Linked DNA regions of Homo sapiens: region 2 is linked to region 1. Evidence: chromatin contacts called from ENCODE Hi-C or POLR2A ChIA-PET data. All regions are on one chromosome and are shown on one strand. The core of a region is the stretch at or near the end of the contact, and the rest is flanking DNA. Distances in the headings are between cores, read along the strand shown. Region 1 overlaps PIK3R5 (phosphoinositide-3-kinase regulatory subunit 5). Region 2 overlaps STX8 (syntaxin 8).

The links. Hi-C counts contacts between places; a loop is a spot of excess contacts on that map. ChIA-PET counts read pairs that join two places held with the same protein, here RNA polymerase II (POLR2A). Pooled maps may share reads with other maps.
Region 2: a loop to region 1 is called in a pooled map, with 4 times the contacts of the local background. The contact joins two enhancer-like sites. A Hi-C loop is called at or near these places in 1 of 50 pooled maps. POLR2A ChIA-PET finds 5 or more read pairs at or near these places in 2 of 52 experiments (K562 and PC-9).

The regions. Positions count from the first base shown.
Region 1 is chr17:8,938,199-8,942,702 of GRCh38, reverse strand. All of the region lies in intron 1 of PIK3R5 (phosphoinositide-3-kinase regulatory subunit 5), which reads left to right. Among named protein-coding and RNA genes, the nearest start is that of PIK3R5, 25 kb to the left of the region's middle. RefSeq lists enhancers at 543-622, 2,370-2,439 and a silencer at 3,060-3,169. Within about 2 kb of position 1,467, at least 9 of the 41 ENCODE cell types and tissues checked have a DNase peak (open chromatin) inside an H3K27ac peak, as active enhancers do.
Region 2 is chr17:9,454,190-9,458,615 of GRCh38, reverse strand. The region is part of intron 6 of STX8 (syntaxin 8); the gene reads left to right. Among named protein-coding and RNA genes, the nearest start is that of STX8, 120 kb to the left of the region's middle. Within about 2 kb of position 2,153, at least 3 of the 41 ENCODE cell types and tissues checked have a DNase peak (open chromatin) inside an H3K27ac peak, as active enhancers do.

The sequences.
Region 1 (4,504 bases), core at 218-2,717:
ACCCGGGAGGCGGAGCTTGCAGTGAGCAGAGATCGCACCACTGCACTCCAGCCTGGGCGACAGAGCGAGACTCTGTCTCAAAAAAGAAAGAAAGAAAGAAAAAGAATAAGGCTGACAGGAGATGAAGGCTGCATAGCTTCCCTCTGTCTTCCTTCCTCCCACCCAAGACACCTCACCCCCTCCTGCAGACTGTCTTTTGAACCTGCCCCTGTCAGGGTGTTGGTGGGGCTGAGCAGAGCTCCTGCAGATGGGGGGTTGTGGCATGGGTGAGGTGGCAGGAATGGGTGAGGCAGCAGTGGGGGCAGGAGCTGCAAGGAGGCTCCGACTATGGGTGGAACAGAGAAGAGGCTGCAGGGTGGGGGCAGGGAGGGGCTCTCCAGGGGCAGCTGTGTATTTCTGGATGGGGTCAGGCCGGCAGAGGTCAGGTGTGGTTTCCTGGGAGGTGGCCAAGATAGGAAGGGGCACAGGTCCTGGGGTCACTAGACTGATTTCAGCCCCAGCTCGAGGGTCTGCCCTTCCCTCTAGGGGCTTTTGAAAGACCCCAGGACCCTGTGAGACCCTCTGCAATGGAAGGGAGAGAAGCTGGAGATGGGATGGGAGATGAGGGCCCCGTTGTGAGGAGCTGGCAGGGTGACCTCGCCTCTACCTGAGCTGTCAGCTCCCTGTCTCCAAGGAAACCCGGCCCCCTGAGCCTCCCTGAAGCCCCCACGCCCATCTAACGGGAAATTCTCAGAGAATTCAGATGGTCATGGGAAAGTCCATACATGTAAATCCTCCCGAAGGGTCTTCTGAGTAAATAGGGGGATCTTTCTGTTTTCCCCTGTCCTACTGCCTGCATCTCGATGCCTGCATTAATGCAGCAGGCAGGATTGAGGGAGGCCGTAGGATGAACTGGCTGACAGGTGGTGACAGGTTGATATCCACAGGCCGCAAGCAGCAGGGACAACCACGGCAGGTGTTCCCTAGAGGGTTCCTGGCCACACTCCTCTCGGGATCATTGCCCTGCAGACCCTGCCGCCTGCCCCGCCACATCCTGTGCCACGGTGCCGCGTGGGCCGCTCTCGAAGCACAGGCCAGATGTGCAAATTCTGCGGCTGTGCCTGGGGGCAAGCGCAGCACAGCTTGCTTTTCTTGGAAATCATTGGTGATTTGTTAGAAAAACAGGAAACATTGGGGCTGCTGGTGTACATTTTGACTTTTTTGTTTTTGTTTTTGAACTCCTTTCATCTGTCTCAGAATCAGGGTGTTTTAAGGGTATTATTCTGTTCAACTTAGTCCTTCAAGCCGTCTCTGGTCACTCTTCCCTCTCTGCACATCCCCTTTTTTTCTTTCTCCTTCTTGTCTTCTGCTGCCTTCTTCCCCCAACCCGAATCACTGCGTGGGGAGGGGGCCAGATCCAGAGAACCATGGAAATGTGCTGGTGAGTCACCTTGGCCACGTGCCTCTGTGGAGCCTGGCCTCCCTGCACCTGCCTCCCTACTCTCTGCCTCCCCACCAACCCCATATCTATCCCGCTACACCCCTCAGTCATGGTGGTTAGACAGGAAGCAAAGTGGTCTCTGCACAGTAGGACCTGCTGCAACTGGGACAGCTGGAGTGGCTCCCATTGTCCTGCTGCTGACACACAGGGATGCTGTGGCTGTGATCAGAAGTTGTTCTTCCCTGCTGGGTCACAGTGGAGCTGGAGGGGCCCTCATTTCTTTACCCACTGGAACACTGAGGCTGAGAGAGGAGCGGGGATGCCTTGAATAAAGAAGAGGAAGGGGTGAGGAGGTCTGGGTCCACACTCTGGCTGTGTCCCAACTCAGCTCCTCCCTGCCTCTCTCTCAAAAACACAGCAGGGGCCAGGCACAGTGGCTCGCACCTGTAATCCCAACACTTTGGGAGGACGAGGCAGGCAGATCACCTGAGGTTAGGAGTTTGAGACCAGCCTGGCCAACGTGGTGAAACCCTGTCTCTACTAAAAATACAAAAATTAGCCAGGCATGATGGCTCATGCCTGTAATCCCAGCTACTCGGAAGGCTGAGGCAGGAGAATCACTTGAACCTGGGAGGCGGAGGTTGCAGAGCCGAGATTGCACCAGTGCACTCCAGCCTGGGCAACAAGAGCAAAACTTTGTCTCTAAAAACAAAAACAAAAACAAAAAACAAACAAACAAAAAAACCTTAGCAGGCAGGAGGCTGGGAACTGTGGTCGTTTTGTGTATGGGATCTTCAGGAAAGTGTTACAAGGCTGCTGTTTGCTGGCGTCCCTTCGTGAGTTTTCCTGGGTCCCATCTTGTCAGGGATGAGCTCTTGAGGATGGCCGGTGGTTGCTTTGGGATTGTTCTTAAGCCTTCTTGCAGCAGCTCTGAACTTCATAATGTACCACGGTGGAGAGACTCCTCTCCCATTTTATGGTCAAGTAAACAGGTCCAGAGAGGTTCTCCATTCCCTAAACAGGCCCCAGTGAGGTGAGAAGGGCAGGGCCTCCCACGTGCCCAGCTGCTTGCCCCAGGTTGGGGGCTCTTCCCTGCTGGGCTCTGCTCCTGGGTTTTCATCAATGCAGGAGGCTCTGACACCACACCTTCAGCCAGGCCCCCATCTCCCAGGGGAAGCAGGCTTAGGGGCTGCCCTTGTGAAGTCATACAAGAAGCCTGATATGAGAGATTAGAAACTCCCCGCAGCTCTCTGGGGGTTGTTTTTAAAAGGAATTAAACTGTCCTGAGAGAGATGTGTAAGACTAAGCTGAGATGGGGACCACCATGAGAACTGAAACACTCTATTTGGAGCTTTCCAGAAATACGCAGATTTGAGGAATTCTGGAGTAGGGAAGGACATTGGGGCAGGAAGGTGACCCCTTCTCACACCAGGACTCCAGAATACATGAATATCAAAAGGCAATGACAGTCCCTGGGAGAGGGAGGGGCCACGTTCCCATTCCTCTTGGCTGCACAGCTTCTGGGGAGCAGAGATTCTCAGCCAGGCATCCGTGAACTTGGATGGAGAACACGTGGCATCGTTATTTTCACTCACCTGTAACTGAAGTTCGCATTTGAACGTAGGCAAAAACCACAGTCATATCAGTAGCACCTGTGACTTTGTCACCAACAGAAATCCAGATGTTTTCGTGTCACTTTGAGGTTGCAGATACCTCAAATGTCATTCATGCTCTTTACTACGTTTAGGTGATCACAGTGATTAGACTCACTGCTGGGCTTTTATTATTTCATGTGTTAATGAGAAGAACGTATACTCCCATTTCATAAATCTGATGATTTAAAAATAGTTTGACCATTGTATTTCAGTGTAACTCATTTCCTTTGCAATTCTGTGTATTTTATTTCATGCATTTAAAGCATTATTCTGAAGAGGGGTCTGTAGATGTCAGACTGCTGAATGGTCCCATGGTGCAAAAAAGTTTAGGAATTCCTACTGCTGGAGCAATTGGGTAGAGAATTCGAGGTGTTACCTGACAGCTGGGGAGGGCTTTGGTGTTCGGCAGGCCTGAGTTAGCATCATTGCTCTCACTTGCTGCAGATCCTGAGAAAGTGACTTTATCTCTCAGAGCCATCGTTTCCTTATGTGTAAAACAGAGATGAAGAATGACCACCTGGAAGGATTGTCCCATGTGAAAGTGCCTGCCTCTTCCAGCAGCTGACAGGTAGTAGGAACTCACTGTGGGTAGTAGCTGATGGCGGTGGCACCAGCTTATGTAAGCCCACAAGACTCAAGCAGGATTCTCTTTTTACAGAGGAAACTCCAGGCTACGTTCATTTCTTACTGTCCCTCATGTAGAAAGGTAAACTTGGGTCATACCTGGATACTGTCTCTCATCTTTTTCTTTTGCTCTGAGCAAGTAGCTCCCATGTATCCAATATGAATCTTGGTCCATAAATTCAAGCATTTGAGAAATAAAATTACAAATATATACTTGAAATGCTTCAAGTGTATCTGAGAAATTCTTGGTATGTCCACACAGTGAAATATTACTCAGTCATAAAAAGGAGTAAGTACTGTTACATACTACGACATGGATGAACCTAGAAAACATGCACTAAGTGAAACAAACCAGATGCAAAAGACCACATATCATAAGACTTCATTTATATGAATTGTCCAGAATAAGCAAACCCATAAAGACAAAAAGTAGATGACTGGTTGCCAGAGGATAAGGGGAGGGAGAATGGAGAGTGATTGCTAATAGGTATAGGGTTTCTTTTTGGAGCGATGAAAATATTCTGGGATCAGATAGTTGTGATGGTTACATACTTAGTGAGTATAGTAAAAGCCGCTGAAGGGTATTCTTTAAAATGTTGAGTTTACGTTACATGAATTACAGCTCAAGAAAAAAAGTAAAAATCACTGCCAAACCTATGGACATTGAAAAGATAATAAAGGAATATTATGAACAACTCTATGCCCACCAATTTGCTAACTTAGATGAAATGGAATAATTTCTTATTTCTATTAAAACTCATACAAATAGAAGTAGATTATCTGAATAGGCCTATATCTATTAAAT
Region 2 (4,426 bases), core at 904-3,403, 520 kb before region 1:
CGAAGTTAGAACCTCTCGTATATTTTCTAGCAAGTCATGCATTGGTCTTCTCAAAGTCATGATTACTTTTGAATTATTTTAAAAACTTATTTGATGTGTTTTTGAAGAATGTGGTAGAAAACAACAGATTTCAACTCAACTCTCCTGTGCTTAAGAGCCAGCATATTGGCAGGGCACGGTGGCTCACGCCTGTAATCCCAGCACTTTGGGAGGCCAAGGCGGGCGGATCACGAAGTCAGGAGATCGACACCATCCTGGCTGACACGGTGAAACCCCATCTCTACTAAAAATACAAAAAATTAGCCAGGCGTGGCAGTGGTCGCCTGTAGTCCCAGCTACTTGGGAGGTTAAGGCAGGAGAATGGCGTGAGCCCAGGAGGCGGAGCTTGCAGTGAGCCAAGATGGCGCCACTGCACTCCAGCCTGGACGACAGAGCGAGACTCCATCTCAAAAAAATAAAATTAAAAGCCAGCATATTTACTCCTCCATATATAATAGTATATGCAGAGGTAACCATAACTAGAATACATAGTAAAATTCAAACGAGCCTTGGTTTTCTTAGCAAGATTGGTTTAAGTACTGGACCTTTAGTTATAAGTATTCTGTAAATAGTAACTTTCTGCCCTTCTTGGTATTTGCTACATTATAGTGAATATGATGGCTGACTCTCCAACATCCATTCCAAATTCTTATCCTATGCCAATCACAGTGAACCTATTCTCCTTGTCAAAAATTGGATTGATAATGGGCAGGTAACCCGTTTCAGCCAATTAAACATGAAGGAAAATCTGCTCTAGGGCCTCTGGCTAAAGTTTTCTTCCTAGAAAGAAAGAGACCAGAAAGAGGTGTCTCACCTTTTTTATTCCTCTACAAAGTATGTCTGGATGTGGCATCTGAAACTTCTCTAATTAGTACCTTATGATCATGAGAACAGCCAGCCTGAGGGCAAAGCCCTCATTGAGGCTGGAAGAGCACAGAGATTATGGTAGGCAGAATTATAGCCCCCACTAGAGATATCCATGTCCTAGGCTCTGTAATCTGAAGATGTGTTACTTTACGTGGCCAGAGACTTTGCAGATGTGCTAAGGAAGGGTATGGCCTTGAGATGGAGAGAGAGTTTTGGATTCTCTGATGGGCCCAGTGTAACCACCAGAGTTCTTAAATGTGGAAGAGGGAGCAAGAGAGTCAGTGTTAGAGTGATGTGATGTGAGAGACTCGAGCAGTCATTGCTGGCTTAGAAGATAGAAGGGGCCACAAGCCAAGGAGTGTGGGCAGCCCCTAGAAGCTGGAAAGGCAAGGAAATGGATTCTCCTGGAGCCTCCAGAAAGGAAGACAGCCTTTCTGACACGTTGATTTTAACCCACGGAGACCTACGTCAGACATCTGACCTCTGGACCTATAAGATGATAACTTTGTATTGTTTTAAGGCACTAGGTGTGTGGGAATTGGTTATAGCAGCAGTAGGAAACTAGTAACGAGATGGAAAGAATGATGGCTGCTTGATGACTTTGCAGAACCTCAGCATTAGCCAACTCTAGAGCAACCCTGCATTTCTTACCATGAGAGACACATTTCTGTGATGTTTAATCCAGTTCGAGTCTCATTTTCTGCTACTTGCAGCCACAGCTGTCCTAAGCAAGATGCATACGTACTTAGCAGAGTTCTGTGTCTAAGGCGGACTCTAAATGAGTGTTTGCTGAATAGTGAAAAAATGCAGGAGAAAAAAACCCCAGAATCCACATCTAAAGAAGCAGGGCTGTTTTCCGATTCATAGTAAGTGTAATAACTTAGAACTTTTTTTTTGTTTTTTAAAAATAAAAGACACAAAAGATGTTTGGAAAGATGGATAAATTATTTGAATGCTGAGATGGCCTAGAACTTCAGCAGGTGCACTTTCAAATTGCCAGATTCATTTCCTATAGTGACCTCCAGGCATTCAGAGTCTCTTTTCTGAAATAACATTTCAGCAGATTCTGTGAACATGCCAAGAAGTGATTATTTTTACAAATCCAGATGATTTCCTAATTTAGGATGGCTCAAGCAGAGGAAGAAATGAAGGGAAACATAGACTCTTTTTCCATCTCCACAGAGTGGGAACAGCCCTGGTACTGGCTTGAAGCAAATGTTGCTGACAACTATGAAAGTGGTTATCACCGGACAGCTGTTCAGTGGCCTCAGTGAACTCAGCTGGAGGCCCAGCCCAGTTTCAGATCAGAGAGGCCAAAGATCAAATGGTGTTTCATTTGGTTTCCATGCCTTTTCTTCACTGCCTCTGGGTTTCAAATTAGTTTTTGTAATTTCTGTTCCAAAGACTGTCCTGAGACCCACAAGACTCGCTTCATCTGCCACCCCCCAAATACACTTGCTTAGCCTCACTTCCTCCCTCTCCTCCCTTTCACCAGCAAATGGGTTTTTTTAAAAAGTAATTCATTTCCGTGGGAAAATAGGAATTCTCTTATCATGACACCCAGCCCCTACCCATCTAGTGAGGGCCTTCTCTGAGGGTGGCGTATTTAAAAGCTTAACAGCCCTGATAGTTAGGATTCCTCCCAGGATCTGAATCCTGGGTGAAACACAGTTGGATCGTCAGGTTAGGGAGGGAGGGTGTGCTGGGAGAGTAAATTGTGCCCCCAGATCCCAGATGAGGATGAGCTGTACACTGCAGATGGGTTTGTTGATATGCCTTTGCATATGAGAAATGGTCAGAATCCTAATTAGACTTATTGGTTGCGTACCTCCCCCTTATAGTAGCAAGTTGTAAAGTTTTAGAAATAATTTTCAGAGACTCTTGGCTGGAAGACTGTTACAGAGTTAGCCCACTTTGTGAATAATATTGTATGTACTGTCTGCAGAGGACATTGACTGTTGCTGAAGTGTCTGTATTCCTGTCCATATTTTAAGTTTCTCCTTTTCTTCCCTTCCTGATACCATAGTCAAAATCTTACTGTTTTTATTCAGTTTTTTAAAAATTCTTATTGCATTGTAATATTTTCATTTGTGCTTTTTTTTACACCAAGATACCAAAATATTTTCCTTGCTGTGCCTTTTCTTGTAGCCACCAAAGCCTTCACTATTTTTCTTTTATTTTGTTTTGTTTTTATTTATTGATTGATTTTTGAGACAGAGTCTCGCTCTGTCGCCCAGGCTGGAGTGCAGTGGCGTGATCTCGGCTCACTGCAACCTCCGCCTCCTGGGTTCAAGCGATTTTCCTGCCTCAGTGTCCCGAGTAGCTGGGATTACAGGCGCGTGCCACCATGCCTGGCTAATTTTTTTGTATTTTTAGTAGAGACGGGGTTTCACCGTGTTAGGCAGGATGGTTTCAATCTCCTGACCTCATGATCCGCCCACCTCGGCCTCCCAAATTGCTAGGATTACAGGCGTGAGCCACCGCACCCAGCCTTGTTTTGTTTTTTAAGAGACAGGGTCTTGCTCTGTCACCCAGGCTGGAGTGCAATGGTGTCATCATGGCTTACTGCAACCTCAAGCAATCCTCCCACCTGAGCCTTCCAAGTAGTTGGGACTACAAGTGCACACCACCACACCTGGCTAATTTTTTAATTTTTTGTAGAGACGGGGTTTTGCTGTCTTGCCCAGGCTGGTCTCAAACTCCTGACCTCAAGTGATGCTCCCGCCTTGACCTTCCAAAGCGCTGGGATTACAGGCATGAGCCACTGTGCCCACTTTAAACTGTTTAATCTACTGTTGTAAAAACATTGTACCTGAATATATTCCTGAGTGTAAGATAATTTTTTTTGTCTCCAAAGAGGATGATCCATCCTCTGCCCCCTAGAACAGTTTCTTTCCCAAATCAATAGTTCCCCCTTATATGTGGTTTCGCTTTCTGTGGTTTCAGTTACCCATGGTCTGCTGCAGTCCCAATATATTAAATGGAAAATAGCAGGAAAAACAATTCATAAGTTTTTTTGTTTTTTTTTTTTTGAGACAGTCTCGCTCTGTCGCCCAGGCTGGAGTGCAGTGGCGCGATCTTGGCTCACTGCAAGCTCCGCCTCCCGGGTTTGCGCCATTCTCCTGCCTCAGCCTCCCGAGTAGCTGGGACTATAGGCGCCTGCCACCAGGCCTGGCTAATTTTTTGTATTTTTTTAGTAGAGATGGGGTTTCACTGTGTTAGCCAGGATGGTCTCGATCTCCTGACCTCGTGATCTGCCCGCCTCGGCCTCCCAGAGTGCTGGGATTACAGGCGTGAGCCACCGCGCCCGGCCAGCCCGGCCCATAAGTTTTAAATTATGCCCTGTTCTAAGTAGCATGATGAAATCTCATGCCATCCTGCTCTGTTCCACCTGGGACACGAATCATCCCTGTGTCCAGCATCTCCATGCCATACGTGCTCCCGGCCTACGAGTCATTTGGTAGCCCTCTTGGTTATCAGATTGAGAAAGGGTTTGGTACTATCTGAGGTTTCAGGCATC